Linked DNA regions of Homo sapiens: region 2 is linked to region 1. A link is an interaction called in ENCODE POLR2A ChIA-PET data of the cell type or tissue named here. Cell type or tissue: MCF 10A. All regions are shown on one strand. Each heading gives the region's core, and the rest is flanking DNA. Links, peaks and the distances in the headings are about the cores only. Region 1 overlaps C4BPB (complement component 4 binding protein beta). Region 2 overlaps C1orf116 (chromosome 1 open reading frame 116).

Region 1 (5,383 bases), core at 1-5,000:
CTCTATGATCAGATCTTGATCAGTATTAATTCAGTTGAATTAACAGAATCAATTCCCTCTATGGGAAAGAAATAATTTCTTCCAGATATTAGAACTAATTTTTTTTTGCTATAATTTGTTTAACCTTATATTGCTTTAAAAATGTTTATGTTATGGAAAATTTAAAATGTATACAAACGACAGAAGAGTCAAATTCACTCATATAGACTCATCACATAATTTCATCAATTATCCACACATGATAATCTTGTTTCATGTATATCCTCTTTATTATTTTGAAGTAAGTGCATTGTATCATTTTATTTCACCTATCATATAACTTTTGAACTGGGAATAGTTTGTATTCTCAGTTTACCAATGTGATAATTGAGATCCAGCTGACTTGCTCAAGGTCACAAAACTCATTTCTGGTATCCTCTGTGGAGATGGGGAATAATTAATCCATATCCTATTTATTACTATTATTTTTTAAAGAATAGTTGCATTAGTTCTCTTGTATACCTAGAGTAGAGCACACCGATATTATTATCCTTCATTCATATAACCAAACTCATATATCCCTGTGCATTCTCTCCTGTTTTTTTCCATGCCATGGGAAAAAGCACAACAAAATAAAAAATGCTAAGTAAGTGTATATTTGGCTGGTTGAAAGGGAAGGAAATACTTGCTTCAAACATAGTCTCACTATTTTGAGCCATGCTTAATATAACAGTACAATAAACATACGATTGGTAACTTTCAGTTACGTGATTAATTACTTTCAGTTGCCAATTCATGTTGTTCTTGTGCATGACAAAGCTCTTTTGGGCTGTACTTAGGTCAATCTCCTCTTTTTTTCATTCTGCATTGATATGGTAGTACCATGTACTTCACTCAATTAAAAATGTGCAGTATTAACTCTAATTTGCTGTTTTCTCACTGAAGACTGAGGAGGTCTGGCCTTTGCTGTGTTGGGCTTCAGCTTTGCCCTTTCAGCTTATTGCTTATTTTCTTCTTCAGTGGGCCACTGTCCTGATCCTGTGCTGGTGAATGGAGAGTTCAGTTCTTCAGGGCCTGTGAATGTAAGTGACAAAATCACGTTTATGTGCAATGACCACTACATCCTCAAGGGCAGCAATCGGAGCCAGTGTCTAGAGGACCACACCTGGGCACCTCCCTTTCCCATCTGCAAAAGTAGTAAGTACAAGAGAAACCATCAAGGATCCCCAAAATACTGATTAGTAGTCTAAACTTAGACATTTGCCACATCCCTGGGATGCTTTTCTCTTTTTTTGTATCAGAGACAGGCTTAAGATCTAGCAGACAGCCATGAAACAAGTGGAGCTCACAGAACCAAATCTCACCTCAAGAGAATACATTCCATTGCAATGAACAGCATCCAAAGCACACATTTTTCCTTCTCAGATAGGGGTCCTGTCCTACTAGGTGTAATGTAGGGTAGTTTGGAGCATCGACTATTTTATTTCTTAATTTCAAGACAGTGACTTTGTTTGAAAAGTAAACACAAAACGGGAAAAAGATCATAACTCATCTATTGCAAAATTATCTACAAGAGGCTAAAGACCCTCTTTCTATCACTACAATTCATATCTCTCAGAGTTAGTAAATTGGGTGTGTTTATTTCATGACTTTTTCTTATGTTTATACAGACATTTAAAACAAACACACACAAATAAAATATTTAAATTAAATAAGCATTAAATGCCATTTTGTGTGTATGTATATATATAAATATACCTATAGAAAAGGGACTTGCTATACATATTTTTAAATTGCTTTTTTTCATGTAACTATATACATGGCCACTTTCCTACACCAGTCCATGTAGCTCTATTGCCCGCTATTTAATAACTGCATATGTGTATGTCATAATTTATTATATGGCTCCCATATTATTTTAATATTTTTTATATTTGGAACAATGCTGAAATGAATATTTTATACACACACATATTCTTATGTCTACGTTGTTATTTCTTTCTTTCTTTTTTTTTTTTTTTTGAGATGGAGTCTTACTCTATTGCCCAGGCTGGAGTGCAGTGGTGTGATCTCGGCTCACTGCAACCTCTGCTGCCCAGGTTCTAGCGATTCTGCTGCCTCAGCCTCCCGAGTAGCTGGGTTACAGGTGCCTGCCACCACGCCCAGCTAATTTTTGTATTTTTAGTAGAGACGGGGTTTCACCATCTTGGCCAGACTGGTCTTGAACTCCTGATCTCGTGATCCACCCACCTCGGCCTCCTAAAGTGCTGGGATTACAGGCGTGAGCCACCGCACCAGGCTACTACATTGCTATTTCTATAGGATAGATTCCTAAAATGATTGCTGGATCACAGGATGCTATTATTTGCAGAATATACTTCAAATATCCAAGAAAGTCTACTAAAATATTTAATATATACTTGGACACAAAATAAATATTGAAAAAAATCAATGTTTTCATTTTCTATTAATAATTGTTAGTTGAATTTGAAATGTAAAAATAATTCGATTCACAAGATCTATATGAAAATTTACTGAAAGATATAAAATAAGACTTGAATGAAAGAAAAGACATGCATGATCCTGGATGGGCAGACTTACTATTACAGTGCAATGCCTCCCAGGATTTTAAATTCAAAAATATGAAAAAAACATTAATTAAAGAATCTCATCCAGTAGGATACACATCTAACATTGTAAATATTTTTGGGAAAATGATGAATGATGTATACATTTGACTGGATCAAAGGGAAAGGAATACTTGCCGTATTAGATAGTAAAAAATACTACAAAGTTACTATGAGCACAATATGGCAAACTGTAGGTACTACAAATTATATATCATTAAAATAGCAAAGTATAGGTACATATAAGTAGAACAGATTAAGTCAGGAGGAAAAGTCTATTCAATAGTGATGGAATAATTATCTATTTGGAAGAAGACAAAGTTAGGGCTCTAGCTCACACCATATTCATAATACATTCCAAATGGATTTTAAATATATAACTATAGAAAGCAAAATTATTAAATCATTAAAAGAAAACATGAGATAATATATTTATTACATTGGGATGGGGAAAGCCTTCCTAAGCAGTTTCATAAAACTCAGGAAGTCATAAAGGAAGAAAATGGGCAGATTTAATTAAATTTTTAAAAGAAAAACTTCTACATACTAAAAGACATCATATTGAATAAAGTATTTGCAACATATTTGATGGTTAAAGAGTTAATGTTTTTAATAAACAAAGATCCCCTAGAGATCAGTAAGGAAAAAAACAACCCAATAGAAAATAAGCAGTTGGGTAAGGACAGGCAATTCCAAAATAATGGCCCTAAACAGCACTTCTATCTCCTGATTATATGAAAGGATATTGAACATTACAAATGATTATAGAACTGGAAATTAAAATTAGATATACATCTTTTACTGATCAGATTAGCAAAAAATGAAAAGATGGATTTAATTTAATACTATTCATGACCTGAGGAAATAGCCATTTACGTCAGTGAGAGTGTAAAGTGCTATCACTATTTGGATGTATTTTGGCAGTAGCTACTAAAATAATAAAAGCCAGGCGTGGCAGTGCATACCTGCAGTCCCAGCTACTTGGGAAGCTAAGGCAGGAGGATAGCTTGAGTCCAGAAATTTGAGGCCAGCCTAGACAACACAGTGAGGCCTGTCTCTAAAAAAAAAAAAATGAAAAAGAAATAATAAAGACAGGCAGTTTAAGAGCACAAACTATATATGCTCTTACATGAGGGAATTTGGGGTTATTTAAAACTTGCATACATACTATTATATATACAGTTAAATTACATGCATATAATAGCATTTTATGTCATTAGCTTGACACAAGTTTAAAGTATTTCCTTATTTCTTCCAAACATTTTCTGGTTTACTCTCTTTTAATTCAGTAGTTTCTATCCTAGCTCTTAACCACAGGATCCCTGTCTTTTTATGTCACTTCATTATCTAAATCTAGGATGAGCTCCCTAGGTTTCTGAATAAACCAGATTCTTTCTGTTTATTCTGTTTACCACATCATCTCCTTCCGTTCAAAATTGTACTCATAAAAGTTACCAGAACTCTGGTGGACTGGAATCCCCCAAACAACTCCTGGAAATTCTTCTTGCTTTCCTCTATTCAGCCTTTGAGCTCAGTCTCTGAGCTTTAAAAAATTACAGTGTATTAACTGCATAAGTAATATTAATACACCTTTGTTGTAGAAAAATATAGAAAATAAAAGACGAAACCAATTACATACAAGCCATCTAAGGATAAGGGCATTAAGTATTTTGGCATATAACTTTCCATACTTTTTTCCTGTGCTTATGTATGTGTAACCATGATTTACAAAAATAATATTATACATGCTCTTTCATCATCTGCTGTTTTTACTCAACCATTTGTTTAGAAGATTTTTATGTTTCAGTAAATATACACCCACATAATCATTGTTAGCCACTATTTTTGATCGACATGTTTAGTGTCCTGTGGTCTCAGAGCTGACTGGGACCTTAGAGATGATATTATTTAACCTGCTTATCTGATAATATTAGGAAGGAAGCCAAGAGGAGCAAAATGGCTTTAGTGCTACATAGCTAGTGGAAGAGCCAGTATCAAGACTCACAACTCCTAACACGTCATCCTGCTTTCTTTCCACAGTTCCACAGACTCGTCCTCTTCCCTTCCAGCCATGTTCTCCCCTATTTCTTTTTCTTTTGAGACAGAGTCTTGCTCTGTTTCCCAGGCTGGAGTGCAGTGGCAGAATCTTGGCTCACTGCAACCTCCACCTCCCAGGTTCAAGCAGTTCTCATGCCTCAGCCTCCCAAGTAGCTGGGATTACAGGTGCGCACCCACGCTGGGCTAATTTTTGTATTTTTAGTAGAGACTGGGTTTCACCATGTTGGCCAGGCTGGTCTCAAATTCCTGACCTCAGGTGATCCACCCCCTTCAGCCTCCCAAAGTGCTGGGATTACAGGTGTGAGCCACTGCTCCCACCTTCTCCCCTTTTTCTGATACTCTCTTTGATATAGTTTGGATGTGTGTTCCTGCTCAAATCTCATATTGAATTGTAATCTCCAGTGTTGGAGGTGGTGCTTGGTGGGAGGTGACTGGATCATGCGGGTGGATTTCTCATGAATGGTCTAGCACCATCTCCCTAGGTACTGTCCTCATGACAGCGAGTGAGTTCTCATGAGATCTGGTTGTTTAAAAGTGTGTAACGCCTCCTCCCTCTCTCGTTCCTGCACCTGTTATGTGAGATGCCTCCCTCCCCCTTTGCCTTCTGCCATGATTGTAAGTTTTCCGAGGCCTCCCCAGAAGCCGAGCAGATGCCAGCACCATGTTTCCTGTACAGCCTGCAGAACTGTGAGCCAATTAAACCTCTTTTCTTTATAAAT
Region 2 (5,383 bases), core at 83-5,082, 71 kb before region 1:
TCTCAGATTAAGAAAACTGGAGAAATGGGCATGTCAGTAGGATGAGGATGCCTAGTGGCAGGTGCAGGATGTCTGTGACTTTGTCGTGTGTGGGAGAAATGACCTTTCTCAGGATGTGGGAATATAATAGGCTGTACTCCTGATGACCTTGACCATCCTAATCACACTTGTGTGATGCCAGGGCCCCAGGTTCCACCCAAGTTTTACTTTATAGCTATTCCCAAGTTTCCCTATTAATCAAGAAAATTAATGAATAAGGAATAAGGTGATCATTCTTCAGGTTATGGGTTGAAATAGACACAGAAATCAACTCAGCTGAATATAGCATGTGGAATCAGTCCTCCAGAAGGCAGCTTTCTCTCTTTCTGGGGGTGTATAATAAGACATAACTTGGCCGGTTGTGGGAGTCCTCATCAGCCGTGACAGACCAAGTCCTCACCCATGGCCAGGAATGAGGCACAGGCTTTTGGATGTGCGTGTATGAGCAAACGTACACAGAAACCGCCACACCCACACCTCACATACCATGACAGGGTGGAGTATTTGTTGTCCTTATGTTAACCTTGTCACCGTTTTCAGAAATTCTGGGCTTTGATGGTGCTGCGTCCATCAGGACACAGTCCAGAAATTCTCAGCAGCCTTAAAAGGCACCTTTCCAGCAACATTCCCTTCATCTGCCCCTCACATCTGGGCATCCTGGACTCCAAGCAGTTCACAACCATAAGTAAGATTTACTTCCTAAGGGGAAGCAGGAGTCATGTCTGGCCATGTCTCACCTCCAAGCTTGTATTTGCAAGCCCACACCACCCACCCATAATACCCTCTTTCGGCATTTGCTCAAGCTGCACAACTTGGTCACGGAATTTGAGGGGAGAGGTGTTCTGGTTAATGATGAGTTACCATATAGCTATCTTCCAAAGATAAAATTAAAAGCCACAGCAATAACTATTAGTTTGAACAATATTTAATCTCTGATGCTTCAGAAGGCACTTTGAGATCTTGAAGGGCCTTAGGGTTGAGTCTTTGATGGTGACTATGGCTCCTTAGGGTGCTGTGTGGATGTACAAGAGCACTGGCTAAGGAGAGGTGGCAGCATGCAACAAGGGTAAGAACCTCAGCTCTTTCCCTAAATGGCAGGCTGACCCGGGGTTAGTCACTTCCCTTCCCCAGCAGCACTGCGTCAGAGCTTCTCTGAGGCCCCTCTTACCTCTGATATTCTATTAAGACTGGCAGAGGATGTATTGTGTGGGTTTTCTATCACTGGAACTGAGAAAAATTTAAAACTACCTGCATCAGCACAGAGAAGATCTGAAACGGTTCTTGGGTGTTTATAAAGCCCGTGGGCTGGGCTCCCATCTTGATGTCAGCCCAGCCCTGGGGTCAGTGCAGACTGAGATACGGAGCAGGAAAGCAGGAAGAACGGGAGTAGCAGAGTCAGGGACGACAGCACAGTTGGTGATTGAATTTATCAAGCCTGTGGAGAAGGACTCTCCCTGGTGGAGGTAGTGGCATAAATATGTGGTCACTTATCCTGCCTTCTCAGACCAACAAGAGCTGTTCTGCTATCAATCAACCGAGAGATTGGGTTACAGGGACGTATCCTGTCTTTGGGACTGGTGATACTGAGAGGGCAGTGGGTGAAGAGATAACGAATCAGCTCCTCTTAGCCCAGGCCTTGTCCAGAAGGCTGGAACTGAGAGAGGGATCTGGCAAGGTATGAGCCAGTCTCCATCCACTGTAGGGATTCCAGGAGGCCCATATTTCATGTGACCCTGCATTTGCTGGATGTGACTTTTTTTCAAGTCATTGACACGTCCATTGTCTCATTTGACTTTTTGTCTCAGGCATGGCCAGCCCCTTCACTCAGCTCTCACTAGGCTGGACTCTACCCAATGTAAGAAAACATCTAACAAGAGCAAAATTCTGAACAGTGACTCATTGTGTTATATCAATAGCTTCAGTGATGTATCCAGCGGCCCCCCCTCCACACACACACCAAACACACACACACACACCCTCTTGTGGAGATCACCTTCAGAATGATCCACATGGGAACTCAATGGCACAACACTGAATATAAATGTATGCTTGGACTCAAATCTCTCCCTCCCATTCATCTTGAGCCCTGAGTTGCGTGGTGGCAAAGGCTCCCAAGTGGAGCATGTGTCTCTTCTTGTTCAGCCAGGACAGGGTCTGTACTGGTCGCAGAGTCTACTCCTTCAACAGTCCCAGCTTCTTCAGGGCCTCCCTTCTGTGTTCATTGGGGACACCCTTTGGGGAGATCTTGACACTGACACAGGGGGGGCGAGGAAGCTTGTCACGGCTCTGTCCTTGGTAGGACAGGCGCTTGGAGCTCTGCTCCTGCTCCAGGTCAGCCAGCTTGCCTACCTGGATACCTGCAAAATCTTTCCCCGTGCCCAGGGAGGCCGGGCGGGGCCGAGAATTACGTAAGACACTGGGCGAGATCTTGTCCAAGAAGGAGCCCTTTCCCAGAGAAGTGCTGGTTTTGGGGCTGGCATCTTTCTCAGTTGAAAGGTAGCTGCTCAGTCCCACGCCTGAGCGCTCCAGAGTGTTGGACTTGAAGTTCATCTGTCTCAGGCCAGGGGTGTTGCTCTCCTGGAGAGTCAGCCCTGACTCTGGCTTCGGTGGAGTCAGGGCACTGTTTGCCCTTGGGGCCTTAGGGATAGAAATTGGCATAGATTTGCTAGCTGCAACATTGCCTGGAGCTGGAGACTTCATTGGCAAAGGTCCCTGAGCTGGACCTGGAGCTGGAGCCGGAGCTTGAGCCAGAGCCTTCCCAGCAGCAGGAATAGCTGCTGAGGCCTGGGCTGGAGCTGCAGGCTGAGCCAGACCTGGAGCTGGGGACAGATGCTGGGCCCGTGTCTCCTTGGGTCTGATGGAGCTGGTGGGCTTACTTAAGTGGAGTCCAGGCTCATCTTGATCCTGGGGTAGCCCCAGCTTCTCTAGAGCTTCTTTACGTGCTTTTCTCTGCTCTTGCAGTGAACAGGAGATCAGGCCAGAATCTCCAGGGGCAGCCTCAGTGTGGCGGGACAGCCAGTGCTGGGGGTCACTGTGGAAACTGCTTCGGCTGCTCTTCAGAACAATATTAGGTGGCAGCTTCCGGGGCTTAGGGGTTGTGAGGGGAGCTAGTCGGCTGTTTGGGTCCTCCCCTGATGAGAGGGGAGCATCTTCAGCTCTTGCATTCTGAGGCAACCCTGCAGGAGGAGGCTGGGGTTGTGTGTACCTGGTTGAGACTGTTTCCTTGGCTTTTTGGGACATGGCTTCTGAAGGAGTCTGCTCTCTTTCCTGGGAGCTGGATGGTGTGTGGAGCTGGGGTGTGTGGCCCTGCTGTCCTGGCCCCTCGGGCAGGCTGGCTTCCCTACACTGCTCTGGCTGGGTGTCCCGGAAAGCTTCTGGCGGAGGGATGAGCACCACGTCCAAGTCAAGGGCAGCCTCCTGGGGGCTGGCAGGTGCCTGCCTGGGTTGGCTGCTCTGGCTGACCTGTTCTTTCTCAGGCTCTGGCGCAAGCCTCCCCGGTTCTCCAGGGTTGTGACTGCTAGCCTGGGTGGTGCTTTTCCTGAAGTTCTGGCTTCTGGCAATGTGGATATTCCTAGGGAGGCTGTAGGAGCCAGACCTGAGGCCTAGGCCCTGGGGCTCAGGAGGGTGGGATGAGCTGGACTCAGTTACTGTCCTTGGCGTTCGTCCTTGCTGAGTGATGGTCTCCTCTGGACCTCCTGTGAGGGTCAGAAAGAACATAAAAGAGTGGACAGAAAAAGAGTGGACAGAGGTGAGGGCCCTGCTGCAGAGGGGAAAGCAATGACTTCCTGAACTCTGATCCCAAACTAGCAATGAATGGGTTTTATTTTGCCTTGTTTTCTTTGCTTTTACAAGAGCAGCACTTTTGTCTGGATATCATTTAGACTAATAGATCAGTAATAGCAGATCCAGGGCCAGGCGCAGTGTCTCATGCCTGTAATCCCAGCACTTTGGGAGGCCAAAGCAAGTGGATCATTTGAGCCCAAGAGTTCGAGACCAACCAGGGCAACATAAGAGACCCCCATTTCTACAAATAATAATAGCATATCTTTTTTTGACTGAGAATTAATTTTTCATGATGGGCGGCAAGAGAGTGACCCCTGATTGCTCTAAGTTATTGACTTGACCTCTCCCCAGTTTTCTACAGAGGCACCAGGGTTGGAGATAAATTTGGGACAGTTCCTTCTAGCTATTTTGGGCCTCCCAGATAACTGAGCCCAATGCAAGCCTCTGAATAAGTGATTTGCTCTTGATTCAACCAGGCTTCTGCCTTCTACTTGCACTTTCTATGAGCATGTGGATAATTCTGTAATAGCCATAGTGTCCCCACACCAGAAAGTGACTCCTTTCCTTCCAGTGAGCTAGGCAGGTACATCAGGCCCCCTGGGCCAGTGAATCAGCCTCATGGAGCAGGAAAGCCCTACGTCCCCATTTATAGCTCTAGCTCCAGGGAAGGTCTAACTACTTGTTAATAAATATTTGCTAAATGAAACAACACAAAACTGCAGCCCCAATACCAGCGGGACTGTCCTCAGGAGTAAAAGGTTTCTCACACCCTGGGACATGTGGCCCCACAGTCATGGCCACACTTGTGTGTTGTTTTGTTCCCCTTCTGCTGAGCCTGAATACCACTGGCTTTCCACGCTCTCTAACGAGGGCCTTGAGGTACTTCCCACTGCAGCTGGGGAGCCCTTCCTTCTCCTTATCTCTCCTACCCTTGTCCTCTGTGTCACCCAGATTAGCTCTCTAGACTGACTCAGTCTCTCCAGAGCCAACCACCCAGCCCTCCCTGACTCCCTCCCCCGCCTCTGCGGTCATATCTCTTTAGAATTTTTCCACAGGAGAATGGGAGCTGGTCAAACCCCTTTCCCTTCTAGAGCTCTGATACTTCATAGACAGACATAGGAAGCTGGCTTGCCAGGGGTCCCTCCTTCCCTCCAGGGACAAGGCTCTGTTCTAGCCAGGAGAGTGGTGAGGAGTGTGGCTACACCTTCTTCTGCCTGTGACCCTTGGGGTAGAGGGCAGGCGAGGTAGAAAGTGGCCGGAGGGGACATATTGATTTTCTGGGTTTTGCTGGGGTTCCACCCCAGAGGGTCTGCCTTACCCCGGGGAGTGGGTTGGGTTATGGGCAGTGCTCGGAAACCTCTGGGAGTTGTGGCTGGCTCAGACTCGTCAGTGGACAGTCCGCTGTCAGCCTCCGTGTCCAGTGAGCCAATGGTCTCCTCCAGGAAGAGCAGACACTCCTTCTCTTCAGTGGACAGGAAGTCGTAGCTGCTATCACTCTGTTGGGTTTGGGGTTGGGGGCGGGGGCGGGGAGGCGGGGGGGAGGGCGAGAAGAAGAACAGGA

The links. Peaks named below come from ENCODE experiments on the same cell type or tissue, not always from the same donor. Only the 100,000 strongest peaks of a DNase experiment are listed, where the experiment ranks them.
Region 2: POLR2A ChIA-PET joins it to region 1 with 5 read pairs; 3 of 35 experiments call an interaction of 5 or more read pairs at or near these places.

The regions. Positions count from the first base shown.
Region 1 is chr1:207,090,645-207,096,027 of GRCh38, forward strand. It overlaps C4BPB (complement component 4 binding protein beta), which reads left to right. Exons shown (of 7, transcript NM_001017365.3): 4 at 1,000-1,176. Among named protein-coding and RNA genes, the nearest start is that of C4BPB, 4.5 kb to the left of the region's middle. In MCF 10A, for the core only: no CTCF peak of the experiment used is centred there; no DNase peak of the experiment used is centred there.
Region 2 is chr1:207,019,747-207,025,129 of GRCh38, forward strand. It overlaps C1orf116 (chromosome 1 open reading frame 116), which reads right to left. Exons shown (of 4, transcript NM_023938.6): 3 at 5,141-5,318; 4 at 1-3,734. The coding sequence ends at 2,212. Among named protein-coding and RNA genes, the nearest start is that of C1orf116, 10 kb to the right of the region's middle. RefSeq lists an enhancer at 1-1,000. In MCF 10A, for the core only: no CTCF peak of the experiment used is centred there; DNase peaks (open chromatin) are centred at 485, 1,955 and 2,605.